Linked DNA regions of Homo sapiens: region 1 is linked to region 2. Evidence: chromatin loops called from intact Hi-C (ENCODE). Cell type or tissue: heart left ventricle. All regions are shown on one strand. Links, peaks and the distances in the headings refer to the core of each region. The heading gives the core; the rest is flanking DNA. Region 1 holds the start of LOC105370581 (a long non-coding RNA gene). Region 2 overlaps ADCK1 (aarF domain containing kinase 1).

Evidence for each region. Hi-C counts contacts between places; a loop is a spot of excess contacts. Peaks named below come from ENCODE experiments on the same cell type or tissue, not always from the same donor. Only the 100,000 strongest peaks of a DNase experiment are listed, where the experiment ranks them.
Region 1: it touches region 2 in a loop (2.1-fold over the local background); 6 of 110 quality-filtered maps call a loop at or near these places.

Annotation. Positions count from the first base shown.
Region 1 is chr14:77,960,593-77,975,722 of GRCh38, forward strand. LOC105370581 (a long non-coding RNA gene) reads left to right here and starts at 5,570. Exons shown (of 3, transcript XR_944053.3): 1 at 5,570-5,683; 2 at 6,816-6,900; 3 at 7,281-7,473. In heart left ventricle, for the core only: no CTCF peak of the experiment used is centred there; a DNase peak (open chromatin) is centred at 5,639; H3K4me3 peaks cover 682 bases; H3K27me3 peaks cover 2,640 bases.
Region 2 is chr14:77,852,656-77,867,785 of GRCh38, forward strand. It overlaps ADCK1 (aarF domain containing kinase 1), which reads left to right. Exons shown (of 11, transcript NM_020421.4): 4 at 6,421-6,624. Among named protein-coding and RNA genes, the nearest start is that of ADCK1, 60 kb to the left of the region's middle. RefSeq lists an enhancer at 9,786-9,985. In heart left ventricle, for the core only: a CTCF peak has its summit at 9,732 (motif pointing right); a DNase peak (open chromatin) is centred at 9,706.

The sequences.
Region 1 (15,130 bases), core at 2,292-10,291, 110 kb after region 2:
ATAGGCGTTAGCCACTGCACTTGGCCTGGAGCAAGTATCTTTAATGCCATATTTGAGCTATATTTCCATTTAAAAAGTCCAATTCCTTCCAAAAAATAAAGAGTCTATATGACTATTAGGGACTAAATTGTGTTCCTTCAAAATTCATATGCTGAGGTCTTAACCCTATGTGAGTATATTTGAAGATAGGATCTTTAGGGACATAATTTAAGTTAAATGAGGACATAAGGGTGGGTCCCTCATCTGATAGGACTGATATCTTTATAAGAAGAGAAAGAGACATCAGAGAGCTCTCTCTGTCTCTGAGCACACACAGAAGAAAGACCCTGAGAAGACCCAGTAAGAAGGCAGCTGCCTGCAAGAAGAGAGGCCTCACCACACACCAACCCTAATGGCACCTTGGTCTTGGACTTTTGGCCTCCAGAACTGTGAGAAAATAAATTTCTGTTGCTTAAGCCACCCAGTCTGTGGGTAGCACAGACTCATGGTAGCCTGAGCCAACTAATATGGTGCTATTCCTCACTCCTATCCCTGTTGCCCATCAAGTTAAGATCTCGGCCTGATTTCAAGGCTCTCCAAATGGTCCACTCTACTTCTCCAGTGTCCACCTCCTAATACTCCCCGGGGATCGTCCTGCCCTCCATGAGGCCCATCTTCATGCTGCCTCCCTTATTCACCAAAGATGGACCTGCCTCTAGGCCTCTGGGTATGCGGTTCTCCCTTTCTGGGGTCTATTCCTCCACCGTCCAATCCCTCACACCCCATCTCCATGAAGTCATCTCAGACTTTCTGGTCCACACTACTACTGACCACCTCCAATTTCAGCCCTAACATACAGTCTGGCCAGAGCGTTAAACACAGAGCGGCTGTGTCTGGTAGTCTGCTAACCATAGTGTGTGTTAGTCTTATCTTTATAATCGCTTAGTTGTAACTTAACTTTTGATATCTCAGCGCCTTCTAGGAAGGAAGGAGAGGGAAATTGGACTTTCAAAGCTTCTACTCCTGTTGCCAAATATGTGGCAGAGGTGACACCACAGTCTACCCCTTGCTCTGAGTAGACAGCGCTAATTGATCATGGCACGCATCCATTAAGATGACAGCAAGAATAAGGAAAAACACCAAAAGATTCTGAATCCCATCTACCTTAGAGCTCCATGTAGCCTAGAGCTCCATGCAGCCTGGACTGGTTGGTCCAGGCTGATGAGATGAAAACTTGTTTGCTTTCCCTCTTTTGTGCTAGACATTTTGCAATACACTGATTCAACGTCATCCTCCCATTTCACATAGAAGGAAGCCCAGCTTTACAAGTAATTGTTACTGTCCAAGAGTGTATGGCTTGCAACTAAATAGTGGACCCAGGATCTTATCTCTGGTCTCTCTGAGATAACCTCTGTTTTCCTCCCCTCTATGCTGTGTTGTCTTCATTGGCAGGGCCAAATGACTTATACTTTTGTTGAACTGCTCCCTCTACCGTACGTGCAGTATCTAATTATACAAAGGGTTGGTTAGTAGGCACTGTTTTTTTCTTTTTTTTTTGACACAGGGTCTCACCCTGTTGCCCAGGCTGGAGTGCAGTGTGCAGTGGCGTGATCTTGGCTCACTGCAACCTCTGCCTCCTGGGTTCAAACAATTCTCTTGCCTCAGCCTCCCAAGTAGCTGGGATTACAGTCATGTGCCACCATGCCTGGCTAATTTTTGTATTTTTAGTAAAGACGGGGTTTCACCTTGTTGGCAGACTGGTCTCGAAATCCTGTTCTCAAGTGATCTGCCTGCCTCAGGCTCCCAAAGTGCTCAGCCCCTGCACCCAGCCGAGTGGGCACTCGTAAATCCTGCTTAGCAGGTGGTTCATCTGAACAATGCTTTCTGAATATGCCTTACTTGGTCCTCCTGCCATACGTTTAACTGTGCATGGCCTTCCTATTCCAAATCACTGCCTGTTTACATCTTATCCACCAGCCAAAGCTACCTCAGATCCCACCTGCTTCATGGAACCATTCCTGACTCCCTGTCACGCTTCTCCCCACACCAATAATGAGTATGACAGTTACTGGGGCTCAGAAAACAGTACTGCAAAGTGAAGGCCTTGGGAGTAACCTCAGAAGCAAAAGTTTTCTCTGATGTTCTCCTGCCCTCCTGTCTCTCCATCCCATTCTCTTCCAGGCCAGCTATAGAAACTAGAATCCCTCTTCCCCAAGGCGGGTCAGAGAAACCGGAACACTTTTTCTTGAAAGCCAGCCATAAAACCTAGAAATGTTCTGTGTAAAAACTGGTCATAAAGAAATTATGTGACTTACGTTTTTTGACTGCAGATTATTCCAGAGGTCTCATTCCAGAGAGGGCCTTACCCCATAACCAGAGGAAGAAATGCAGGCTCAGAGAGGCCAAGAAACATCTAGATAGACAGATCTTGCTGGGTTTCCCCTGTGTTTATTACCATTAGATCATAGTCTTTTCGTCCAATCATATTTCTACGGGGCTGTCCATACTTTGTTGAACCTGAGCATAAAAATGAACAATTTCCCCTGTATCTTTGGGTCTTCATTCTGAAGGCTCTTGTGTACACACATTAAATAAATGTGTGTGCCTTTTCACCAGCTAATCTGCCTTTTATGAGTTGATTTTTTAGCGAGTCTTTAGAGGGCCAAACCCTTGGCCCCTATCCTGTGCTCTCCTCTAAATGCCTGCACTCTGGGTGTCTGTCGAAGCGCATTTACTTCATTCCATTGTGTGTTAGTTATTCGTGTGCTTATCTCTTCCGGTGGATAGGGAGCTCTAAGAGGTTATGTTCCACATCTGAGTCTTCTCTGATTCTCCCACAGCATCTAGCATAGGATCTTAAACATAATAGGTGTTCAACAAATGTTTGCATGGAATTTGCTACACAGAGCTGGACTAAAATTCTGGTTCTGCTTTCTACCAGCTGTATGAGTCCTTGGGCAAATCACTTGCCCTTTTTATTCCTCTATAACATGAAAATAGTAATGGTCCCCACTTTCTACCCTCTTAGTGTTATTTGAATAAGGACTGAATGAGAAGAGGCACTTCAACTGCTTAGCACATTGCCTGGTACAAACTAAACACTTTAGATTGGCTATTATTATTATTACTATTAATATTATTGTTATTCATTCCCTACCTCAAAGAAACCTTTATCCTTGACAAATATAAGCTGTGATAAGAATGATTTAAGGAGACCTTATATTTCAATGTCAACAATTTTTCCTTTAATTCTTCTGGGTAGTATCAGTAACATTTTCTGGTTTCTTTTCTTTTTTTTTTTTAGACAGGTTCTTGCTCTGTCACCCAGGGTGCAGTGCAGTGGCAGGATCATGGCTCACTGCAGCCTCAATGTCCTGGGCTCAAGTAATCCTCCCACCTCAGCCTCCCTTGTAGTTGGGACCACAGGCATGCATCACCATGCCTGCCTAATTTTTAAAATATTTTTTAGACACAGGGTCTCCCTGTGTTGCCTAGGTTGGTCTTGAACTCCTGGGCTCAAGAGATCCTCTTGCCTTGATGTCCCAAAGTGCTGGGATTACAGTCATGAACCACCATGCCTGGCCTCAGTGTTGGTTTCAGATTCTGATTAAATTCCCAGTCCACTGCCTTGCAGGTACTAAGTAGATGCTTAATAAATGCCTGTTGAATGGATGATACTTCACGTTTTCAATCACAAGAAAACATGGCCATGTTTTTATTCATATTTCCTCTCTCTGTCTCTCACCCTTTAAGCAGAATTTAAACAGTTTTTAAGCAGATATAGAATGCATACTATTTTCTTTTGAGATGGAGTCTCGCTCTGTCACCCAGGCTGGAGTTCAGTGGCACTATCTCAGCTCACTGCAACCTTCGCCTCCTGAGTTTAAGGGATTCTCATACCTCAGCCTCCTGAGTAGCTGGGACTACAGGTGTGTGCCACCATGCCCAGCTAATTTTTGTATGTTTAGTAGAGACAAGGTTTCACCATATTGGCCAGGCTGGTCTCGCACTCCTGACCTCAGGTGAACTGTGTGCCTCAGCCTATATAACAAATTAGCAGTAACTCAGGGGCTTAAAATAGCACACACCTGTCTACAGTGTCTGTGGGTCAGGAGTTTGAGCACAGCTTAGTTGGGTCCTCTGATCAGAGAGGGTCTCACAAGGCTGCAGTCAAAGCTGACTGGATGTGCTCTTATCTGAGGTGCCAGGTTGTCTTCTGAGCTCATTCAGATTGTTGGCTGAGTTCATTTCCTTGTGGTTGTAGGATTGAGGTGTTCAGTTCCCTTTATTTTTTTGAGACAGAGTCTTGCTCTGTTGTCCAGGCTGGAATGCAGTGGCGCAAACTTGGCTCACTGCAACCTCCGCCTACTGGGGTCAAGCAATTCTCCTCTCTCAGCCTCCCGAGTAGCTGAGATTACAGGCGTGCGCCACCATGCCCAGCAAATTTTTGTATTTTTAGTAGAGACAGGATTTCACCAGGTTGGCCAGGCTGGTCTCAAACTTCCAACCTCAGGTGATCCACCTGCCTTGGCCTAAGTGCTGGGATTACAGGCATGAGCCATTGCACCCAGCTGGAAGCGTTCAGTTCCTAAATGCTGACCCCTCCATAGGCAGTTCACAGCATGGCTGCTTCTTCGAGGCCAGCAGGAGAGGGTCTCTCCAACCTCAGGAAGGACCCAGTTCCTCTCACCTGATTAAGCCAGGCCCACCCAGATAATCTCCTTTGATGAACTCCGAATCGACTGTGCAGCAAAATCTTTTCACTTTTGCTGGGTAACATAAGCCAATCACAGAGTGACATCCCATCCTATTCATAGGTTTGGCCCACATTGAAAATGAGGTGATTATACAAGATGTGTAGGGGTGGGGTGGGAGGGCAGTAGTGTGGGGATTTGGGGGGCCATCTTAGAATTCAGCCTTATCACAGGACATGTTTTCTACGTGTCTATTTCAGCCCAGCAGATATTTTTACAAACAGAAATTCCAAAATGTGTTTCTATACCTGAGTTGGTTAAATAAACTCAGAAAAGGTAGCACCATGTTGATGGTAATTCCTGACTATAGCACCATAAAGTCAATAATAATAATAGTTAGGTGCTAAGTACTTTAACATACTTTGTAAAAACGACATTCTAATTTTCACAACTACTGTACCTCATTTCACCAAGGAGGAAACTGAGGCACAGAGAGGCTAAGTACCTCGCTCTAGGAGGTGGCTGGGATGTGTGCAGTCCCACTCTGGGCTTGCTCTCCTAACTCCTGTGTCCTAAATATAGTTTAGAAAAATAGCATGCACCGGACAAACATGCATGTAAATGATTGAATGTGATGATGGTGACGGCACATTTTATGCCCATGCTTGATTTCTGTCTCTGCTCCCTCTCTCTCCCCCTTCCCTCTCTCCTGCTCTCTGACGTTAAATGCTTGGTTACTCAAGGCCGCAGTTACAGGATGTTAGGTAAACAGCCCTCCGTCCCTGCCCCCGCCCTTTTACTTTCAATACCGAGAAAATGGAACAGAACGTTAGGGAAGGAGGCTTCGCGGGCTGTGCCGGCGCCTGGCTCAGCCCCTCCCGGCGGCCACGGTCGGCTGCCCGGCTGCTCTGACCGCGAGCGGCTGGGTGTCGGTGCCCTGCTCTCCTCTGGGCGCCAGGATGTTCCTGCCCAGTGCGTGTCCAGAATAGCCGCTCAGACACCGGCTCCAGGTTCAGCCAGGCGGGGCGCGTCCCTGCCTCCCTCCCCTTTGCCTGCCACTGCCCTCCTTCTAACGAGGGCTCAGCTCCGACTACCCCAGGCCTCCGGGGACCCTCTCCGGATGCGCTCCCCGCTTTGCGCTTTGCGCTTTTTGCCTGTTCCCTGGGGTCGCGGAAGTCCCGCTTGCCCGGCCAGCGGGTACCACTCCCCTAGTCAGCCTAGGGAAGCTACACACACACACACACACACACACACACACACACACACACACACACACACACGTACACACTCTGTTCGCGTTCGCATACTATATATGTATTTTTTGAGAGTAGCTCTGTCGCCAAGGCTGGAGTGCAGTGGCGCGATCTTGGCTCACTGCAACCTCCGTCTCCTGGGTTCAAGCAATTCTCCTGCCTCAGCCTCCTGAGTAGCTGGGATTACAGGCGTCCGCTATCACGACTGGCTAATTTTTGTATTTTTAGTAGAGATGGGGTTTCACCATGTTGGTCAGGCTGGTCTCGAACTCCTGACCTCGTGATCCGCCTTCCTCGGCCTCCCAAAGTGCTGGGATTACAGCCGTGAGTCGGCCTATTTTTTGTTTCTGTAAGGAAATATGAGCTTTCCCATTTTTCACCCCGGAGAAACAAGCAGCTCTCACTTTTATTAATTTCTTCTGAGTTTACAGAAGAACTAGGTAGCCTGTTCCCACTCAGAAACTCATTCCACATGGTTTGGGTGGTCCTACCACTGCCCTCACCCGCGTCAACAAAGGAGTGGGAACCGAACTCAGGCCCTGCCCATCAGATCATCGAATTCCTCTGGCCACAGTGATTGGGTAAGGGATGATGCATGAGCTTATTTGCACCAATCAGAGACCTCCTGGAGACTTTCGTCCCCCAATTTCTGGGAAGAGGAGCTCCTTCTGGGGTTAACCTGGACTCAGGTTGCTGCTGCCTATTCTTACCCCTCTAGCTTGTGTGAGAAATGGCTTGTGTGAGAAATGGCAATAGAGGCAGAGCCCTGGTGACATCATTTGAGCTCCTGGATCCTGCTATGCCTGAAGCCTATTTATTGTTGCACTTTGGGGGTTATATAAATCAATAAGTCATGTCCCCCCACTCCCCACCCCACTTTTGTGCTTAGGTTGTGATCAGTTAGGATTCTGCACTTGTGACTGAAAAATCCTTGTACAGGAACCAACCTTCTGGAAACTTCTCCCATGTGTCAGGTACTGTTATGTACTTTAAATATCTGTTTCAATCTGCTGTCTAAGGACCTGTGTCCTAAAGAGTTTAGTCCGTATCTTGTGTGGCAGACATGATTACCTGTCTTACAAACTGGGACACAGAGGCTCAGACAAATAAGTAGATTTCTTATGAACATATAACAAGTGGCAGAGGAGACATCCTGTGCTTTCTGCCATGGCCTCTGGTAACACTCACCATTTTTGCTGTTCAATGGTATTTGGGTTCATACCACTTGGCAGCATTATTCTACTTTTTATATGAACTTACATGTGACCAAACCATCTGAATTGGAAGATCCTTGATGACAAGGACCACAACCTGTGCTCTGTTTGCTGTCCCCACTGCCATCACCATCACACAGGCCCACAGCACCTAGCACTGGATGAGACACATCACAAATCCTGGACAAACTCTTGCTGAAACCATGACATGTCGATGGCCCTTCACAGAAGACTTCACAAAAGGCTTCCCATAACCCTATTAATGGAAAAAGGTGACGTGGGCAGAGTATGCAGTTGTACCTGTTGAAATAAACATGCTCTTTGCAACGATCACAACCCAATTATTCTTTCCAGGAGCTGACCCCAGGGAGTCATTCATTCAATATCAATATCAATCCATTCTTGTTTTTTTTCCTTTTTTGGAGAGAGTGTCTCAGCCTGTTGCCCAAGCTGGAGTGCAGTTACGTGATCGTAGCAGCTCACAGCGGTCTCGTCCTCCTGGGCTCAAGTGATCCTCTTGTCTCAGCCTCCTGGATAGCTAAGACTACAGGTGTGTGTCACCATGGCCGGCTAATTTTTAAAAATGTTTTGTAGGCTGGGTGCGGTGGCTCACGCCTGTAATCCCAGCAGTTTGGGAGGCTGAGGCAGGCCGATCACGAGGTCAGGAGTTCGAGACCAGCCTGGCCAGCATGGTGAAACTCCTTCTCTACTAAAAATACAAAAACTATCCAGGCATCGTGGTGGGTGCCTGTAGTCCCAGCTACTCAGGAGATTGAAGCAGGAGAATTGCTTGAAGCTAGGAGGCGGAAGTTGCAGTGAGCGAAGATCGCGCCACTGTGTTCCAGCCTGGGCAACAGAGCGAGACTCCATCTCAAAAAAAAAAAAATTGTTTTGTAGAGATAGGGTCTCCCAACGTTACCCAGACTGGTCTCAAATTCCTGGGCTCAAGCAGTTCTCACTTGGCCTCCCAAAGTGTTAGGATTACAGGCATGAACCACCGTGCCTGGCACCATCCACTCACTATTCATCTTAAATTCAACAAATGTTTTCTGAATATTCATCACATACCAAACATATTGCAAGACTGGGATACTAAGATATGAATAAGATATGGCTCCTTCCCTCAATGATCTTGTTTGTAGTTGCCTTTTAATTACTCTGAAGCAAACTTCCCAAAGCACTGGCAAATTGCTGTTAGAACTGTTGACTATCTCCTGGATGGTCCATCATTAAGGCTCAAGCATTGTCCAGGAGAAGAACATTAGCTCTCATATTGGTCTTTATCAGTCAGCTGGGCCCATTTCAACCAACAGGACTGCCACAATGCACAACTCCAGGGAGCATCATTCACATAGACTAATGACATTCTCAGAAGTTGAACAGTGCACAGTCTACGGCTGTAAATGGCAGCCCTGAGAACACAAACAGCACCCATTAATGCTATCCCCTCACATTCACAGTCACATTTGTGGAGCACTTTACAGTTTATAAGGAATTTCACCTACATTATCTCAGTTGAACTGAGAAATTCTATTTTGTTTCCCATAATGTAGTCTCTCTTCACTGCCCTTCACCCCATGAGACTCTCTGTTGGCTCCATGAGCTCCCGGAGGCCCCTTCTCAGATGGTGATGGCCCAGCTGAACTAGCGACAATTACCAAGCACCAAGTTACATTACAGCTCTAGGCTTTCGTCTACCCTGAAGCATTTACCTGGAATTAGCAGTGGTCGCAGCTCGGCAGAGGTGACTGTGCTGGTGATTATGAACGCATTCCTTGTTTGTCTTTTCAGCCCTGAAATCCTGTCAGTGAGGAGAAGTGATAATACCATGTTATTAAGTTCTTTCTGGGTAATGTAATTCAGGAGTCAGGAGGCAGTTTGGTCATTTATGTCTCTGAAAAGCTTAGAATAATTTCCAGTGTCATTATCCCCCATTTTAAAGAGCCAGGCTCCAATATGTGAATGTGTGTATAGGCATGTACACCTAAGCACGGGCATATGGCCAGATGTGTCCATAAACCAACACAAGCTTCAACTTATTTATAGATCCGTGTATATGCACGAAACTCTGCCTTTTTAGCGTCATGGCTTCCTAAATCTAGGTTTTCAGGAATTAAGTTTATTCCTAGCCTTTTCCCTGGCATGTTGTGGAGTCTACATTTTTGCTTGCCATTATCATAATTGTTACACAAAAAGAATGAGCACACTGGTTATAAACACATCTGTGAGGTGAGTAGTGCCAGCCTTTATGGACAGCCTTTCAGTCACCCAGTTCTCTTTATAACTCCTCCTTTCTAAGTAATTTTCTTAGAGCTTCTGCTTCTCCCAGAAAAGGCCTTTCTAGCAGGCACTGGTTATGTGTTTATTTTTCCTTTAACACATTGTACTGGTAACTCAGATACTTTAGGCAGGAAAGGTATGTCTATGATATGCACTTATCTCCCTTGTTAATGGAGTTGGCACCTTGATTGTCGATTGTGGAATTTCCAAGCTGGAAGGAACCTGTGAGATTATGTGAGCCAGCTGTCTCTCTGCACAATGAAGAAAGGGATGCTTGGAGCAGGCAATAAGTAGTTCAAGGTCCTTAGAGTTAGTGGCATAGCAAGGATGAGAAACCAAGTCTGCTGCTCCTACCCCGAGAGCTCTCTCTGTTATCATGGTTCAGTCCCTTGGAAGACCGCTTTGCTTCGCTCCTGGTATGCTCTTCCTGTTTTCTTTTATGAGCATGGAGATGGTAACTGGAGACTGGACCTGGCATAACCCTCAGATTCTGGAGAGCTTTGTAGGCCATTGCAAGAGCTGGCTGTTACTATAATATCAGATTCCAATGAAGGACTGTGATCGGACATGTCACATAGTGACATGATATGACATGCTTTAAGGAAATCATTCCAACAGCTGTGTTAAGAGTAGATTTAGGTGACGAGAATGAAAGTAGGGAAGACAGTTGGAGGCTGCTACAATAAGCTGGGGACCATAGTGGGGCTGTGGACATCATGTTCTAGATGAATTTTAAAGGTAGAGCCAATGGATTGCTGAGGATTGGATGGGGAGAGAGGGGTGCTGAGATAAAGAGATGAGTCAGAGTCTTGCTAGTTTTGTGGCCAGGGTGACTGGTAAGGCGGTGCTGTGCTCACTCGGAAACACCCTCAGAGACACATCCAGAGATAACATTTAATCTGGGCATCCCTTGGCTCAGTCAAGTTGACACAAAATTAACCATCACTAGGTACTAGTAGGCATTCCAAAGAATCCTCTGGGTTCCAGATGTACTCCCTCAAGTCACCACTGAGTAGCATCAGTCAAAATTTCCCTTGACCAGGCCGGGTGCGGTGGCTCACGCCTGTAATCCCAGCACTTTGGGAGGCTGAGACGGGCAGATCACGAGGTCAGGAGATTGAGACCATCCTGGCTACCACGGTGAAACCCCGTCTCTACTAAAAATAGAAAATATTAGCCAGGTGTGGTGGCAAGCGCCTGTAGTCCCAGCTACTCGGGAGGCTGAGGCAGGAGAATGGTGTGAACCCGGGAGGCGGAGCTTGCAGTGAGCCGAGATAGCACCACTGCATTCCATCCTGGGCGACAGAGCAAGACTCAGTCTCAAAAAAAAAAAAAAAAATTTCCCTTGACAATTAAGATCAGTCAGAACCGAATTCTGCCTCCAACCTTAAAGAGGTTGGAAGAGGACTCCGAGCTCCAAATGAAAATGTAGGCCAGGCGTGGTGTCTCATGCCTGTAATCCCAGCACTTCGGGAGGCGGAGGCGGGTGGATCACATGAGGTCGGGTTACATGAGGTCGGGAGTTTGAGACCAGCCTGGTCAACATGGTGAAACCCTGTCTCTACTAAAAATACAAAAATTAGCCAGGCATGGTGGTGCATGCCTGTAATCCCAGCTACTCAGGAGGCTGAGGCAGGAGAATTGCTTGAACCCGGGAGGCGGAGGTTGCAATGAGCCATGATTGGGCCACTGCACTCCAGCCGGGTTGACAGAGTGAAACTCCCTCTCAAAAAAATAAAAAAAAGAAAATGTAGCTGCCAACACCCAGATTTTAGCCTTATGATAGCCTAAGCGGGAACCTAGCAATGCCGCGCCTGCCTTCTGACCTATAGAACTGTGAGCTAATAAGTAGGTGTTGCTTTAAGCCACCAAGTTTGTAGTAATTTTTTGCATAGCAATAGAAAACCAACGCACATTCAGAGATCAGAAAGCTATAAGAACTAAATGTTCTAAATTAGTATCATTAATAATAGGACAACTAGACATTATGTGCCTGCTGATGTGATATGAAATCCAATAGGAAGTTCATAGCATCATTTAAAGTATTTGATCAATTGCATTAAATCTGAATTAAACCAAGTTTTTAGATTACATGACTATATGCATTTATCAAAACAAATAAAACTGTAAACTAAAAAGGATGAAGTTTACCATGCCTAAGTTTTACCTTAGTAAACCTGGCTTTAAAAAAAACAAGCCATTAGATCTACCTCAATTTGTAGAAGATACTAATACTGCTTAAATGAGAGCATGAGAAAATAGATGTATTTAGAATGTGGGATATGCTACATGACAGTGGGCCTGATGTCTTCAAAGACTCAATGTCATTAAAAAAATGATGAAGGGGGATTGTCCTATATTAGGCAAGACTTAAGAGACATAATAAATAAACTCACTGTATGAAACTTATTGGATTCTGGTTCCAAAGAAAAGCTATAAAAGACATTTTTAGGACAATTGTAGAAATTTGAATATAAAGTGAGTTTTGGATGATATTAGGGGACTATTACTATTTTTGTTAGGTATAATTCTGGTATTGTTAATTGGAATTTTTTCTCTAGGTTTTGGAGATACATGTTGAAGTATTTAGGGGTGAAGTGTCATGATGTTTTTAATTTACTAAGAAATGATTCAGTTACAAGGCAAAAAATGGCCAAATATTAACAATGGCTGAGACCAGGTGGATGGTACATGAGTGTTCATTGTATTCTTCTCTTTTGTTTCCTGAATGCTAAAATGGAAATTCCATTAAATCAAACAAACAAACAAACAAAAAACAGGTGAAAGCTGCTGCAGGATCCTCATAGCTGATTTACAGCCTATAGCTCCAAAGTAGGTGATGAACTGAGGAATATGGAGCCCAGTTGCCACTCCACAATCTCAGGTCTGCTGAAGCCAGCCACACCTACTACTGCTGCTGTGGATGAAGGGCTTCTGCCTCCCTTCCACCTTCCAAATCATGCATGAGTGACTGACCAGACTGTACGTAGAACCCTGCTGGCCAATGGCATCTAACACAGGGTAATGGCGCTTAAGCTGCTAAGCCCCTCACTTGCCTCTAGAAACCTCTCCCATGGCCTTGGGAGGGCCTAGCAAAGTATCACATGGTCGTATGCTTTTGTAACCATCTTTGCAAGTTGAAAGTATATTTCAACTGCAACTATTAAGACTGCTGTCTGTTTCTACCCTAATTTTCCCTGTATCGTACTTTCCTTATGTTGGATTGTATTGGAAGAGCCATGGGAATTTTTGGGATCCAGCTAAGAGGAAGTTGAGCTGGGATGCATTTAGCCGGTGTTTGGCGGGTGTTTCTGTAATTTGCGGTTATTTGCTAGTCATTCTCTCATAGGAATGGTTCTATGAGTACCTCTACTGCTTACAGTGCCAGCTCACCTGGCTTTATGACACAAAAGCGCAGGGCGAGAGGTCAGATCACAAGAAGAATGTGTTCTATGTACAGCATCAGAAGTATGTTGGTAGTGGAGGAGGAAAGAGATTAAAATGCATGATCTGGAAACCAGTCTGTGTAATATTCTTCCACTTATCAGTTGTGTGAAATTCTAAGTAGACAATTTGCTACTCATTGATGCCTAGTCAAAATGGAAGCTTTTTCCTGTGAGAAATATGCCCAGTAGTTTAGCTTATACACTTATAAATATACCAGTTTTTTAAATGGGCATCATGAATTATAGAGTTTATCAGAATTCTTATATTTGTAAGGCACAAACCTGTCACGATACTATAAACAATGAATGTCTCATATGTTTTATACGTAACAGCTGTCAATAATAAAAATAATAAGCTATGCTAGAGGAAAACATCAATTGTCTTTCTATTTCTTCTCCAGAAGATAATATTGCAAAATCTTGTCCTGTGAAAAAGTGATCAAAGATAATATAACCCCCAAAGTGTGGGAAAAAACCCTATTATAAAGGTATATTGAGCAGCTGAATAAATATAACATTATTTTTCCTGGATTTTGTGATGTTTGTAGTCTTACAGCTTTTTAAAATTTACAATATGTTGTGATTTTTTTTCTCATTCCATATAACTATTTGCAATTTTGTATTTTGTTATTCGGTTGGTGCAAAAACTCCAATTACTTTTGCACCAACCTAATACTTAAAAAAGGCTTCTGCAGTTGTATAAACTTTGGATAGAGAATGGCAGGGCAAAAGGATAGAATTCTTGTCCCTCATGACATTGGGAAGCCTCATGGCAGCCCTGGATTGCCTACCTCCAGACTCCTTTTATTTGAGGGAGAAATAAACCTCTTTCTTGTTCAAGTGACTGTTATCTTGCCTTTTCTGTTGTGAGCAACCGAACAGAATCCTAACTGATATATGTATTTGTCCTTTGACACGGCAATACCACTTCCAGGAATTTGCCCTGCAGGTATTCGGGCACATAGGCAAAATGATGTATGGTCAAGGTCATTCATTGCAGCAAAAGATGAGAAACAATCTATATGTCCATCCATGGGGACAGGTTAAATAAATTATGCATATCCACAGTGAAATAATATGCATCATATATTAGGAGGAAGCTTGTTGTATTGATACAGAATTATCTCTAATGCATATTGTTAAAAGAAAAAGTAAATGCAAAATAGTGTGAATGCCGTGCTAATATATATATATAGTGTTGTATTCCTCTCTCTTATTTCCTGCATGCTAAAATGGAAATTCCATTAAATCAAACAAACAAACCAAAAATAGGTGAAAGCTGCTGCAGGACCCACATAGCTAATTTACAGTCTATAGCTCCAAAGTCGGTGATGAATTGTGGAATACGGAGCCCAGTGGCCACTCCACAAACTCATATCTGCTGAAGCCAGCCTCACCCTCTACTGCTGCAGTGGAAAAAGGGCTTCTGCCTCCCTTCCACCTTCCAAATCATGCACAACTGATTGATCAGACTGTATGTAGAACCCTGCTGGCCAATGGTGTCTACCACAGGGTAATGGCGCTTAAGCTGCTAAGCCCCTCACTTGCCTCTAGAAACCTCTCCCAAGGCCTTGGGAGGGCCTAGCAAAGTATCACATGGTCATGTGCTTTTGTAACCATCTTTGCAAAAGTTTATTTCAACTGCAACTATGAAGACTGCTGTCTGTTTCTACTCTGATTTTCCCTGTGTCATACTTTCCTTATGTTGGATGGTATTGGAAGAGCCATGGGAATTGAGCCAAGCACATATATATGTGTGTGTGTGTGTGTGTGTGTGTGTGTGTATGTGTATATATCTATATATATATCTATATATCTATATATCTATATCTATATATATATATATATGCTTGAATATGCATTAAACATCTCTGGAAGGACCTGCAGGAATTTAGTGACATTGGTTGCCTCTTGGGGCAAGTGAATGGCTGAGGACAGGACTGGGAGGAGGAGTTTTCACTTTTGAATAAACGGTGAACTTTTAATCTATTTTAAAGTAAAAGTAAAATGAAAACCAGAGAACATTTTTACATTTAATACCTGTAGAGCAAAACCCATTATTTTCTTTTAAAAAAAACCCTTCTTTGTATTTTTAAATTTATTTTTCATAGAGACGAGGTCTTGCCATGTTGGCCAGGCTGGTCTCAAACTCCTGGCCTCAAGTGACCCTCCTGTCTTGGCCTCCCAAAATGTTGGGATTGTAGGCAGGAGCCACTGCACCGAGCCTCTCTTTTTAGATTAAAGAATAAATAAATAAGAATCCC
Region 2 (15,130 bases), core at 4,773-12,772:
AATAAATATATATATATATATATATATATATATATATATATATATATATTTCACTCCTCATCTCTTCTCCTTTGGGGACTTCAACTACATATTTACTAGGCTGCTTGAATTTGTTCCACAGTTCACTGATGTTCTTTTCAGTAAGAAAAAATTATTTTTACTTCTATGTGTTTCATTCTGAATAGTTTCTATTGCCAGGTTTTCAAGTTCACTAATCTTTTATGTGTGTATATATATATATATATATATATATTTTTTTTTTTTTTTTTTTTTTTTAGAGACAGGGTCTTGCTGTGTTGCCCAGGCTGGTCTCAAAATCTCTGGCTCAGGCAACCCATCGTCCCCCTTGGCCTCCCAAAGTGCTGGGATTACAGGTGTGAGCCACCATGCCTGGCCTGATATTTTTTTCCCCCTGCAATGTCTAATCTGCCATTAATTGCATCTTGTGTGCTTTTCATCTCATGCATTACATTTTTCATCTCTAAAAGTTTGATAGGGTTCTCTTTCTGTCTCTTTTATGTCATCCATGCCTTGGCTTACTGCAACCTCTGCCTCCTGGTCTCAAGCAATTGTCCTGCCTCTGCCTCCCAAGTAGCTGGGATTTCAGGTGCATGCCACCGTGTCTAGCTAATTGTTGTATTTTATGTAGAGATGGAGTTTTGCCATATTGCCCAGGCTGGTTTTGAACTCCTGAGCTCAGGTGATCTGCCTGTCTCAGCCTCCCAAAATGCTGGGATTACAGGTGTGAGCCACTGTGCCTGGCATTGTGCTTTTATTTTTAGGGTGGTAGATATTTTTGTATTCTTATAAATATTGAGCTTTGTTCTGGGACACAGTTAAGTTACCTGAAGTAGTTTGCTTTTTTTGGATCTTGCTTTTAATATTTGTTAGATGGGAATGGAACAGTATTTGTTTTGGGATATATGCCATTACTGACGCAAGGCCCTTCTGGGTGTTGCCACAAATGTCCCATGAACTATGAGATTTTTTTCATCTTGGCTGGTGGAAATAGGTCCTGTGTGAATGCTGGGTACTGTTAACCCTAAGCTTTTTGGGTTATTCTTTTCCTGGACTCAGACAATTTTTGGATATGCACGTGCTGATTGGTACTCAGCTGTATATGCGGTGGGGTCTCTGCAGATCTTTAGTGTTCTTTTTTTGTACAGCTCTCTCCTCACTGCTCTGTCCCTTGAACTCTTTCTGGACTCTCAGCTGTATCTCCTCAATTGAGGAGTCTTCTGGTCACTGCCTGGCTTCCCCTCCCTGCCACTTCAGCCTGGAAACTCCCAATGCAGTGAACTGGGGCATTCATCATGTTCACCTTGTCACCTTGTTTCTTTCTCATCTTTCAGGAATCACTCTTCTTCCTTGCCTAATGTCAAGTGTCTTGAACACCATTGTTTTATATATGCTGTCCAGTTTTTTCAGATGGGAAGGTAATTTTAGCTCCTGTTTTGGAAGAAATGTCAAGGTTGACATCATGATTTATGGCCTGAAAAAGTCCAAGTTTAGCCTTGCCATTTTCTAAGATGGAGAAGACTGGGAAGAACAGGTTTGGTGGTGGTGGGAGTGGTGGGAAAGTCAGGCTAAGTTTGAAGAGCCTGTTGGATATTGGAGTAATTGATGTTAGAGAGGCAGTTGTAATCAGCAAGCTCCAGTAAGAGGAGAGGTCTGGGAAGGAGATACACATTTGTGTGTATCAATGTGCAGATGGTATTTACAGCCATGATACTGGATGAGATCCCCAAGGGAGTATAGTTAGAGTATTGGATTAATCCTGTTTTTTATTTTCTATATTTTCTGGTGCTTTGACATCTTGAAGTTTTGCTGGCATTGGAGGGACCGCTCCTCCCAGGGTCAACTAATTCTTAGAGAGGTAGCAGCTCTCTTCGGAGTGGGCTTTTTTTTTTTTTTTTTTTGAGATGGAGTCTCACTCTGTCATCCAGGCTGGAGTGTAGTGGTGTGATCTTGGTTCACTACAACCTCCGCCTCCTGGATTCAAGTGATTCTTGTGCCTCAGGCTCCTGAGTAGCTGAGATTGCAGGTGCCCTCCTCCATGCCCAGCTAATTTTTTTATATTTTTAGTAGAGGCGGGGTTTCACCATGTTGGCCAAGCTGGTCTTGGACTCCTGACCTCAGGTGATCCACCTGCATTGGCTCCCCAAAGTGCTGGGATTACAGGCGTCAGCCACCCACTCACAGGAGTGTGCTTTTCATATGCAAATCAACAAATTCAGAGCCCTACCTCACAACCACCTACTTTATTAGGCTCTTGAACTCTGGACTACTATTCTTCTGCCCTAATTGCCCCATCATTAGGTAGTAGACAAGTAGGGAGAGCTCCCATGCCAACTAACCAGTCCTAATCCTGTTTACCCTGCCTTGACCTTTCCTTCGCATGGAATAGCAGCAAAGACTCTTGTCCACATTTTCCTGCTTTCCCCCTCTGCCTTTGACTCTGGTGCTTCTTTCCCCACGTGGCCTGGCATGGCATGCCATCATGCCGTCTATTTCTAGAGACTTGTGAGTAAAGGCTTCTGCTTTCATGGTAATCATTTCTGTGTTTGTGTGTCTTACCATGCGTGATTGAAACAAATCCCAATCCCCTTGTAGTAAGTATGGAAACACTAGCCCTGGCTAAATGGATACCCCATGTAATCTTCGTAGCAGCCCTATGAGGTGTAGGTACTATTATTATCTTACTTTTATAGATGTGAAGACTGAAGTAGGGGAAGGTTATGTAACTTGCCCAAGTCCACCAGCTTCTATGTGGTGAAATTGGGATGTAGCCTGAGACACTCTGAAGTCCTGTGTTCTTAACTGCAGAACTATCCCATGTGTGGTCAGGGTGGGGTTCAGTCTGAGGTTAAACTCTGTTAATATGTTTACAAACTGCAACTTGTTTTTTCCCCTAAGACATGATGAGCTTTACTTTGCTGTCTAAATGACAACGTAAAGATTAGCATCTAGAAAAGAGACCTTGCGGACAGTGTGGGCCTGATTTCTTGGGGATGAGGGGTTACAATTTCATTTTTCTGATGGACAGTACACATGTGTGCCATGGGACCCTGCCAAATTAGGAAAGAGATGCTGGATTCTCTCTAATCAAAGCTGGTCTAGTCTGCGTGGCAGAATCTTGTCCATTTAGAGCTGAAAAAAGTAATCAGCTGGACTTTCCATTTTCAGAAGATGCTGAAAAGGGATGATAAAAAAATTTCCCCCATTATCATAATATTTATTATTCATAAGAAATTTGGGAAATACAGGTCAGGTGTAGTGGCTCATGCCTGTAATCCCAACACTTTGGGATTACACCCGCCAAGGTGGGTGGATCACTTGAGCTCAGGAGTTCGATACCAGCCTGGGCAACATAGTGAAACCCCTTCTCTACTAAAAATACAAAAATTAGCTAGGCGTGGTCGCGGGCCCCTGTAATCCCAGCTACTCAGGAGGCTGAGGCAGGAGAATCACTTGAACCCGGAAAGCAGAGGCTACAGTGAGCCGAGATCACGCCATTGCACTCCAGCCTGGGCGACAGAGCAAGATTCTGTGTCCAGAAAAAAGAAATTTGGGAAATACAGAAAAACTTATATAGAAGAAAAAAATACTCTTATAATTTCACAGCCCAGAGATAACACTGTTAATGTTTCATTCCTTTAGGGCTTAAGTTTCTGACTAGAAGAATTAATCAAAGGTCAGTTTGGGGTCTGTTGCCTTCTCTTTCCATGTCTGCCTGTCTCTCTGTGTGTGGGGTGTGTATGTATGACTGTCTGATGGTCTCTTTCCACTCTGACACTTACACACCCCTAAGCCCCATTGGAGATATTGCCCAGTTCTGAAGGGGAGTCCCATGGATTCAGTGTGACATTGATACCTTTCTGCCTAGCTTGGGGACTAGGGCCCCTGCTCTTGGGGCTTTAGATATGGTAAAGGATTGCCCTCCTTGGGCTTTGACTCCATCTGACCTAATCAATAACTAATCAACACTGAGTTGATCTTATTAGCTATTCACTGCCTCCCTCCCAAACCCCAAACCAAGCTGGCTGTGACAATGCTTTTAATTAATATGAGGCAGGTTAAAACTCATTACATAATCCTAGCACTTTGGGAGGCCACGGCGAGTGGATTACTTGAGGTCAGGAGTTCAAGACCAGCCTGGCCAACATGGTGAAACCTCATCTCTGCTAAAAATACAAAAATTATCCGGGTGTGGTGGTATGCGCCTGTAATTAGTTACTCAGGAGGCTGAGGTAGGAGAATCGCTTGTATCTGGGAGATGGAGGTTGCAGTGAGCCGAGACTGCACCACTGCACTCCAGCCTGGGTGTCTCCAAAAAAAAAAAAGTCTAGCAAAGCTTGAAGTGGACAGGCCCCTGCAGGCCTAAGGATGGCCTGCTAGTGCCTGGAGTCTGAGACAGCCCCTCTGCTGTGTCGGGAGGTGGGCGGATGGGCCCTCTGGCTGCTGGGTTGAGGGTGTTCAGGGCTGCAGCAGTCTCTTCTGAGCAGCAGCGATCTGGGCGTGGTGGCTCATGATGGTAATCCCAGCACTTTGGGAGGCCGAGGTGGGTGGATTGCTTGAGCCTGGGAGATGGAGACTGCTGTGAGCCATGATTATGCCACTGTACTTCACTCTGGGAGACACAGTGAGACCCTTTCTCAAAAAAAATTGTGCAAATTTATGGGGTACATGGGAAATTGTTACACATTTATAATGTGTGGTGATTAAGTCAGGGTATTTAGGGTAGCTATCACCTGAGTACAATACAGTTTTCTAAATATAGTCATTCTCCTCTGCTATCAAACATTGAATTTATCCTTTCAAGTTTACTTTATGTTTGTACCCTTTAATCCACTTCTCTTCATCCTCTGCCTGCCCAACACCCATACTGGCTGGTTTGTTATCTGTTTTTCCACTCTCTACTTCCAATATCACATGTTCTCTCTTACATGTGGGAGCTAAAACAAAAACGAAAACAAAAAAACTTCTTAATTTCTAAATTTCCTGTGTGGTTCACTTGGCAACTAATTATACAGGATCTTTGAATGCTTTTTCCACCTTTGTTGTCAACTGTTATTTAACTCCTCGCATGATTTTATGGCCCCCAATATGTGTTATTACATCAGCGTCCTACGTGGCACTGAAGAGTATAAGTCCATCCTCGTGGTTCACTCTCTTGGTTGACTGAGATGGGAGGAGGCAGGTACCAGGTCCCCACAGGGTACTGGGGTCCCTTGTCTTCTGCATGTGCCCATGGCCCCATCCTGCCTCAGAGGCTTTAGCTCCTAGAAGGTAGGACCTTCATAGTACCAAGGCCCTCAACTGGGCAGGGGGGATGACTGTGGATATGCAGCCTGGCGGCAGATGGGGCCACCTCCCAACTCTGGAAGGACCGGTGAGCATCCGGATGTTAATTAAGGCTACTCTGTCCTAGGCAACCTGCCCAGATGCCTTCTCCATGTGCCTCATACCCCCCACTACAGTGACTCCTCCAGTTAATAGGAGACCCCTGCTAAAGTTTGCTGCACTAAAGAGCCCTAGATTTTGGAGTGTTTTCTAGACCTTCCTTTGATATTTATTAGTGATTTCTTTCTTTCTTTTTTGAGACAGAGTCTCGCTCTGTTGCCCAGGCTAGAGTGCAGTGGTATGATCTCGGCTCACTGCAACCTCCGCCTCCTGGGTTCAAGCAATTCTCTGCCTTAGCCTCCCAAGTAGCTGGGATTACAGGTGCCCGCCACCATGCCTGGATAATTTTTTTTTTGTATTTTTAGTAGATATGGGGTTTCACCATCTTGGCCAGGCTGGTCTTGAACTCCTGACCTCATGATCCACCTGCCTTGGCCTCCCAAAGTGTTGGGATTACAAGCGTGAGCCACCGCGCCTGGCCTAGTGATTTCCTTAGCAACAAAACGACGGAGTTTATCTTCTTTAAAGATACCAAAACTTGCTTCCCTGAGGTGCTGTGAAGATTAAAAGATACCATACATATGACCATGTTTTATAAAACGTAGCAATCCAAACAAACAAAGCATAATTGGTATGTCTGAGGGGTGGGTGGCAAATACTTTAACTCTGTGTCCCTTGAATGAGTCATTAGTAGGTTAGACTTGGTTAAAAGCCTTGAATGCTTATTTCTAGGGAGTGGGACCCAGACTAGGTAAGTTTTGATGAAGAGGAGGAGATAGGAAGCACTGGGCCGTGTTTGAAGGGCGGCCTCTGTATGAGGTTGGAGTTGACTGCCCCGTGTACCAGGAAGCTGGACACCAAGGGAAAAGGTGTGTGTGTGTGCGTGTGTGTGCATGCATCTGCCCTGGGCATTGTGGGGTAATGAGGGTTTTCAAGCAGAGCAGGAAGGTGAAGGGAACAAGGTGTAGGGAACAGTCTGCACTCACACCTCTCTGGTCCTGGCCTGTCTTCCTGCAGGTGCACCTTCGCTCTGCCAGGCGTCTCTGTGAGCTCTGCTGTGCCAACCGGGGCACCTTCATCAAGGTGGGCCAGCACCTGGGGGCTCTGGACTACCTGTTGCCAGAGGAGTACACCAGCACGCTGAAGGTACTGCACAGCCAGGCTCCACAGAGCAGCATGCAAGAGATCCGCCAGGTCATCCGAGAAGATCTGGGCAAGGAGGTACCCACCTTTGCAGGGGGGATGGGCCTTGGTTGGGATGCTTCAGAAAAGGCCCCGGCTGAATTCTTGCAGCCTCGACCAGGGTGCTGGGGATCCACCAGTGACACAAAACCAAATGTCACAGCCACTCTCAGTGCTGAAATCAAAGAGGTTAGAAGGAATCTCAGTGGCCCTCAGTGAAACATACCAGTTCAACCATATGAAATAGTTCATATGAGACTGTTATTGACCTGAAACCTATATATCATTCATATGGTTCAACCTAATAATAAATGTCACTTACTGAAGGTTTAAGGCCTTATTGAAGCTTTATCCTCAGTAGGGCTTTGAAGCCCCATCCCATCTGGTTTCAACCTACCTGTCTGTAAGTTGGTGGGGCAGAGTGACACTGTGGTTTAGACTCTAGAGCCAAGAGCTTGGACCTTGCACAAATGATTGATCTTGGCACCTCACTTTCCTTATCTATAGCCCACCACATAAGGTTGCTGTGCAGATTACACGGGATAATGAATAGAAGGTGCTTAGTATAGTACCTGATGTAGAGCAAGTGCTCAACAAATATTAGCTATTATTTGTATAGTAATGGTGTTCTATACTATTGTGGTTGTTGTTTCCCTACGCTCTGGTCCCATTGTGCTACCTGTCTCAAACTCACTGTGTTGTCTTAGTCCTCAGTGCTTGTGCCGTGGTCTACCATCTGCCTGATGTCTTTGCTTCATTCTCTACTTGTCAAGTGACTTCAGGCCATCTGCCTATCTGTCCACCCAGCTAGCAAATCCCAGGCAGGGTGCTAGGTGCTGGGTTTCCCGTCCAAACCCCAGCTCTTCTAGGAAGTCTTCTGTGACCCTCCCTTGACCGATCTTATCCCTCCTTTGGGCTCTGCAGAACTTTGCTCCCTGCACTTGTGCAACTTGTGGCTTGATTAGTTGTGTCTAAGGATTTCCCTGCAAGTCATAGTCTTTGAGGATGAAGACCATGACAGTCCTTTTACTCTGTATTTACAGCTCTGGAACAGTACCTAGCAGGTGCCCTGGGTCTGCTTAAAGAGCCAATGGATGAACTAGAAATAGTGTTGTTAGGCTACTTGGCGCAGGGCCAGGAGAGTAGGGCAGAGGTTTGATAAAGACCAGTGGTTCCCTTTTTACAGGGAGCTGGCACTGACTATTGGTCCCTTAATGTGGAGCTGGCCCCAGGTACGCAGCATCCATTCAAAGGTGTCCCACTTCTCAGTGATATCCTGGCCTGGAGCGGGGGTTGGATCATACAGCAGGTGAACATAGAAACATCTCTGACTCCTCTGCCACTGAGGAACATGTCCTCCAAAGGGAGAGACATTGAGTGAAAGGTAAACCCGAACTGTGGCTGGAGTCAGGGAGCAGGCTGCAAGCTGGGAGGAGCAGGGTCAGGAGAGAGGGACCCCAGGCAGAGGGGACTGAATTGGCATAGTGCTGGCCCACTCATGGCTTTGCCTCTTGCCAAGACTCTTGGCCCCCAGCTTCTAACAGCACGAGATTCACCCCCAAATTAAAACTAAATAAATCACGGTAATAACAGTGTGAAGTGCATCATTGCTGGCGTGTGGCAGCTCTCTGGGGGTGGAAACAAGGAGCAGGAGGCAGCAGGTTAACCCTTGGAGGCTGACTTGTCTGGAGAGCTGGGGAGGGAGGTGGGACAAGGGCAGGTTAGTGGCTGTCCCCAAGCCAGGGTGGAGTGAGGGAAGTTTGGAGTGTCAGCAGTCATGGTGGCCCACCCAGCTGGCTAAAGAATGTTTGGGGTTGGAAGACGTCGCCTGATCTTCAGGGCCCCTTCTCCAGTCCCCTCCACCCCCTGCCGATTAGCCCTGAGCACAGTGGCCATGTGGCTCCTGCCCCCACAATGCTTCTTTAGACCCCTGAGGAAATGGGCTACTGTCCATGTCATGGTTCTGAGGGGTGTCCCTCGCAGCTGGGGAGCTTCTTCAGAGCCCTCTGGGTTCTTACCAGGGCCCCACAGGCACACACTCTGTCTTCCCTGCCCTCTTCCTCCTCCTCCCCCTTGGAAGATGGCATTTGTTCCCTGGTGACACACTTTCCCAGTGTGTGGGTGGAGGGAGGGGAGCGGGGCCATGTGGGAAGAAGGGTGGGTGCGTGTGGGGGTGTGAGGGCGGGGTAATGTCACTCACTTGGCATTTCCAGCCTCCTCCAGCCCCTCCCATGACACTTCTCGGGGAGCAGTCTCGCCTCCAGGATGCTTGAGTGGGCCCCACTCATCCTCAGCTCCATGCCAGCCCTAAGACCTTCTGCAGAAAGCTCCATTTCATCCCTGGCTTAAAAGAGGCTGTCAGTTATGCCTCACCACCTTCCTAGGTCCCAGTCCTCGGATAGGCTTTGAGGTTACCTTGAGCTCAGAGATTCCATAAGTGCTCCTAAAGCTCAGACTGTAGAGAGCGGTGGTGTGGTGAGGGAGGTGCTTGGATGGTCAACAGCAGTGTTAGAGGTCACTATGTCCTCAGACCCATCCCTGTTGCAGGCAGGTGGGGCCCGGCCCTGTGGGGCATTCCCAGCATAGGTGTGGGGGTAAGATTGAGGGTGCAGTACTTCTGGACCCCACGGTTCATATGCATTTCTGGATCAGCCAGAATTTCTGCACATCAGCTGGCACCATCAGTGCAGAGGTGAGGGCACTCGAAGGGGCACTCTCCTTGCATAGCATTGGCTCAGGCAGGGAGTGCGCTGGGGCCACATTGCTAAGGGAGGGCTGGTGACAAGCAATGGGATGAGACCTCATGTCCTCTAATTCCCAGGCTGGTGATTCGTCCCCTACATAACAGCTTCTGTTTGGCAGGAAAAAAAGCAGTTGTGTGTGTGTCTGTGTGTATCTTGGAAGTTTCTCAGCTAGTATTACCAGAAAGAAACTTACTTTTTTTCCTTTATTTGGTTGTTAGGCTTATATCCTGAAAGACAGGTTCCAGGAAGCAATCAGGAGCCCAGCCTCTGGGAGGTGGGGTCGTTTCTGCCTCCTCAAAAGTGACCTCGTTCTGGACTGGGTCAGGGGTGGTCCCAGCCTTGGTCCCCTTGACTGCCCTTGGGGCTGTGGGTCCAGATGCAGTGCTGACCTTGGCCAGCAGATGGCGCCTGAGCTTGCAAGTCAGGGATGGTTGTAAAGACCTGGCCCTTCTCTTTGTGGGGGGATCCCTGACCAGGTGGATGAGACTGGGGGTCTTTCTGCTCTTGGGCATGGTTCGTGCTGTTGAAGGAACGCAGGCTGACATCTCTACACCCTGAATGGGCATGCATAGCCTCAGCCACGAGGCTGTTGACCACCCTGGGTGCCTCAGCCCTTGACTCCATGTTGGAGGACGTGGTATTGGAGTTAGGAGTTCTCTGATGCTCCGCAGTCTCTGATGGCCAGTGATTCTGTGCTTCAGCACCTTTTCCTTCATTCCTTCTCTCTCCTGCTGGTCTACGCGGTTGGCATTTAGTGAAAAAGGACAGTGCCGGACATTTGGGTGTAGCCAGGGATGGGTACGACCTCATTCCAGTCCTCACAGTCCAGGGTCATGGGAGGTTCACTCATCATGGTAATACATGGCCACATAGTGCCCAACGAGCTTGCAGAGGAGAGAGAGGTTGCCTTGGGCAGATGGAGGCTTTCTGAAGCAGGTGGCCTCTGACCCAGCCCCTTAGAGATGGATGGAATTGGAGGAGGTGGATGTTGGAGGAAGTGATTACTGATTAATAAGCTGGGTTCAGCAGAGGTGCAGGGACAGGAAAGCATAAAGCATGGAGGTGAACAGTGAGGTCTTGTTGATTACAATGTGGCGTTCAGCCGGTGAATAGTGGAGCAGAGGTTGTAGGATTGGGGCTGAGGTCACATTATGAAGGGCCTAGAATGTTCTTTTCAGAATGTGAGTCTGAGGGAGAGGAGGACTTGGGGAGGGACCTGATCAAAAGAAGGACGAAGAGACTGAGATATACGGAGTGGGGTGGGGCATGTGGTCGGGTGGTTGAAGGAATTTGCCTAATAGGCTGAATATTTAGTAATGTGGGAGATGAGGTCATCTTTGAAAAGTGGAGGAAGATATAGATGGGGAGGTTTGAAGTGGGTGGGAAGCTTGGGGATAGAGTTATCGTGGAAATTAAGGGATGATCTTTGAATTGTCAGCCACACTATGCTGTTATCTTTGGTCATGCACACACATACACACACGCACACACACACACACACATCTATACCTGCCCCCATGACATACAGACAAGTCAGATCTTGTTACAGCCTATTTCAAGAAATGGTCCAAGCCGTGCGTGGTGGCTCATGCCTGTAATCCCAGCACTTTGGGAGGCTGAGGTGGGTGGATCACTTGAGGTCAAGAGTTCGAGACCAGCCTGGCCAACATGGGGAAACCCTGTCTCTACTAAAAATAGAAAAATTAGCTGGGTGTGGTGGTGGGCGCTTGTCATCCAAGCTACTTGGAAGGCTGTGGCAGGAGAATCACTTGAACCCAGGAGGCGGAGGTTGCAGTGAGCTGAGATCAGGCTATTGGACTCCAGCCTGGTCAAGAGAGTGAGACTCTGTCTCAAAAAGAAAAAAAAAAAGAAATGGTCCAGTTCTGTCCTAGAATATAGTTATATCAGATAAGGTTCTGTCCACCTCTGAAATCCCATGAGAAACTGAAGGAAATGAGGCCAGCTGCTGGCATGGAGCACAGAAATACCTCTGTTAGGGGCAATGCTTATATTGGTGTCTGGGTGGTGTGGTTTGGCTTTTGTACTCTGAAATTTGTTTTTATCAGTTTTTCACCCCCTGGTCTTTCCTCCCAGGGGAACTTATTTTACAGCTCCCCATAGTACGTAGGGACAAGCGTATGCTGCAGGTGCTCTGTGTTCTTGATGCACCATCTGACTGGAGTTTCAATGAGAATGAAGGAGAGAGAAGGTGCAGGGGTACCGTTGTGCAACGGGTAGAATAATTCATATCCAGTTGTTTTGTAAGAGCCTGTGGGTGCAGTGGGAGGGCAGCTTGTCTTGTTTGCTCAAGGTTTAAGCAAATGTTCAGAAAAGAGATAAAGAAGCCTTTCCTCCAAGAATATAAACTGTTTATCCAACTTGTTGGTGGTAGAGGCAGAGAGCAGGCACTGTAGGCGCAAGGACCAGCATGAACAAGGCAGAAGTGGAGAGATGAGGCAGGAGAAGGCCTGCCTGGGCGAGGGGCACACAGCACCTCTGTTGTCCCATGGAGAACTTGATGGGAGGGGGTAAAAGGTGCCCTCTTTTTGCATCTCTTCCTCCAGGCTATGGCAGGTTGGCCAGAGCTGGGCTGGATTTCATTCCTGTGTAACTCAGGGCTCTCTAGAGAAACAGAACCAATAGGATATGAATGTGTGTGTGTGTGTGTGTGTGTGTATGTGTGTTTGTGCATGCATGTTTGCTTGTGTGTGTGTATTTAGAGCTAGAGAGAGAGAGAGAGACTGATTGATGTTAAGGAATTGGCTGATGTGGGTTATAGAGGCTGGGAAGTCCAAAATCTGCAGAGTGGCCCAGCAGGCTGGAGACCCAGGAAGAACCGATGGTGCAGTTCAAGTCTGAAGGCTGTTTGAAGGTTACCTGCTGGCAGAATTCCTTCTTGCTTGGGGAAGGTCAGTCTATGTTCTGTTCAGACCCTTATCTGATTGCATGAGGCCCACTCATGCTATGGAGAGTAATCTGTTTTATTCAAAGTCCACTAATATAACTGTAAATCTTGGCTGGGCACAGTGGCTCATGCCTGTAATCCCAGCACTTTGGGAGGCTGAGATGGGAGGATTGCTTGTGCACAGGAGTTCGAGACAAACCTGGGCAATATAGGGAGACCCCATCTCTGTTAAAAAAAAAAGTTAAAAAAATTGAATTAAAAAAACAAACAAACAAACTGTAAATGTCACCTAAAAATACCCTCACACAGCTGAGTGCGATGGCTTATGCCTGTAATCCCAGCACTTTGGGAGGCTGAGGCAGGCAGATCACCTGAGGTTAGGAGTTCGAGACCAGCCTGGGCAACATGGTGAAACCTCCGTCTCTACTAAAAAAAATACAAAATTTAGCCAAGTGTGGTGGTGCACACCTGTAATCCCAGCTACTCAGGAGGGTGAGGCAGGAGAATCCCTTGAACCCGGGAGGTGGAGGTTGCAGTGAGGCAAGATCACTCCACTGCACTCCAGCCTGGGTGACAGAGTGACACCCCGTATCAAAACAAAAACAAAAACAAAACCCCTCACAGAAGCATCCAGAGTAATGCTTGGCCCAGTATCTGGGTGCTGTGGCCCAGCCAGGTTGACATGTAAAATTAACCATCATGATTCCCTATGTGGCCCTCAGCCAGGATTTCACATGTGTACCCTCGGTCTGCTTTCACACGGCCTGGAGCTTCATAGCGAGCCTTGGCGGTAGACAGGAGCCAAACTGCCTGTTGGTATATTGGCTTTGTGGCCTTGGGCATGTTACTTAACCTCTCTGTCCTGTCCCTCCATTTCCCGATCTCTAAAATTGGAATCATAACACTACCTGCCACCTAGGCTTGTTGTGGGGATGGATTGAGTTAATGATTGTGGAGCATCTAGTGCAAGCTTGCTGCAGGGCAAGGGGCAGTAAACGTTAATAATTCTTTCTGTGTATTGTGCTGTGTGCTTTTTATGAGCAGGTACTGGGGTTCTGAGAGACTCGTAAATGGCAGAGTTCCATCTTTACCTGGGCTTTCTGATAACTGGTACAGCTCTCTGTCCCATATTCAGTCATATGTTGCTTAATGATGGTGATATGTTCTGAGAAATGCATCATTAGGTGATTTTGTTGCTGTGTGAACATCATAGAGTACTTACACAAACCTAGATGGGACAGCCTACAATATACTTTGGGTATATGGTATAGCCTGTTCTTTTCAGAATATGAGACTGAGGGAGGCTTGAATCTAGGCAATTGTAACACAATGGTGCGTATTTATCTGTCTAAACATAGAAAAGGTTCAGTAAAAATATGGTATTATTAATATAATGGATCGCTTTTGTATATGTGGTCCGTTGTTGACCGAAATGTTGTTATGCGGCACATGACTGTACTGTTTTGCTAGAATAATCCTCCTTTCTCTTCCTCTTCCTGATCAGTACCCAGCACTCTATCTGGTCAGCCTCTTCCCGCTACTTTTAGAAATCCCCACAGGCTCCCAGGCAGCCTGGGTTTCTAGGGCTCTGTCTCCCACTTTGGGGGGTTACCTGGGGGGCAGCTCAGCTGGTTAGGGTTAATTGCTGCAGTTTCCCAAGGCCCTTTGGCAGCTCTCCTCTGGATTAGGGACTCTGAAGTATGTGCTCTTGGTCTCCAGGCAGGGCTAATTCCATGGATGAGGGGTGAGAGGAGGTGGAAGTCTGGCCAGATCGCCAACAAGGAGTCACAGGTGCCTGTAGTCATGGAGTTGGTGGTTGTGCTGTATTTAGGACCCACTCACCTAACCCTCTTCACTTGCAAGGTGGCAGCCAGATTCAGCTTCCCTTACAGTGTCCTGGTGGGGCCGGGTGTGGGCTATATCCAGGGCTGAGCATGCCCTGGGCTGGACTAGGAGTAGGGAAGTGGTTAGAGCAGAAGCGGGGCAGGAGAGCCCCTCCTACCCTGGGGTCTGACTCCACCTGTGCCTGCAGCCCCCGCAGGGGAGAGATGCCTCCAGGCTCTCATATTGTTTGCTTCTTTCCAGCACTGATCCAACTTCTCCCCATCCTCCTCTTATTTACTCATGTGCATTTATTGAGCACCTCCTCTGTGCCAGGTACTACACCAGCCCCTGGGGTTCCTGCCCCCTGGAGCGCCCTGGCTGTGCCCCTTGGAGTGCCATTCTCCCATGCTGGCAGGGTCCAGCTGAGGTCAGCTCACCCTCTAGCAGCCCAGGCTGCATCACGGGCCCAAAGCTACCTGGAAACCTTTGGCGGTCTGTAGACTTGCTTCTCCTGGTCCTGAGCACCACCTTTGTTTGTTCAGGCATCTGGTTTGTCTCCCCAGACTGTCCCCAAGAAGGCTACCAAATGAATATTCTGGGAATGGAACAGAAGGATCTGGTGGCCATGAAGCCATGTACAGGAGGACTAGGGGCCAGGGAGTGGGATCGCCTCCTCCCAGCTGGGCCTCATCCTGCCTTCCCAGCAGCTCTCAATAAAAAATACATTTGTATTAAAAACATAATGAAGAATAAAAAAACCCATTTCCCCCCCAATAATGCTGACATCAAAAGAAGATTTTTATCAATTATGAGAGAGATTTCGGCCATAAAATTGCAATTTAACTAGTGGGAGATGGATGGCAGGAAGCATTGCTGTCAGCACGGACGGATGGCCTGCTGTTAGTCACTGCGGGAGAGGCAAGGCAATGGTCGAGGTGGCCCTGGCTTGTGCTTCCTGCTGATGCCCCATCTGGCCCGACCTTCTCCCTGTGACCACTGCCCTCCTGCAGGCCTGTACCCTGTCTGTGCCCTGCTCCCGGCCTGTGTCCTGCACCTTGAATCCTGGTGTCAC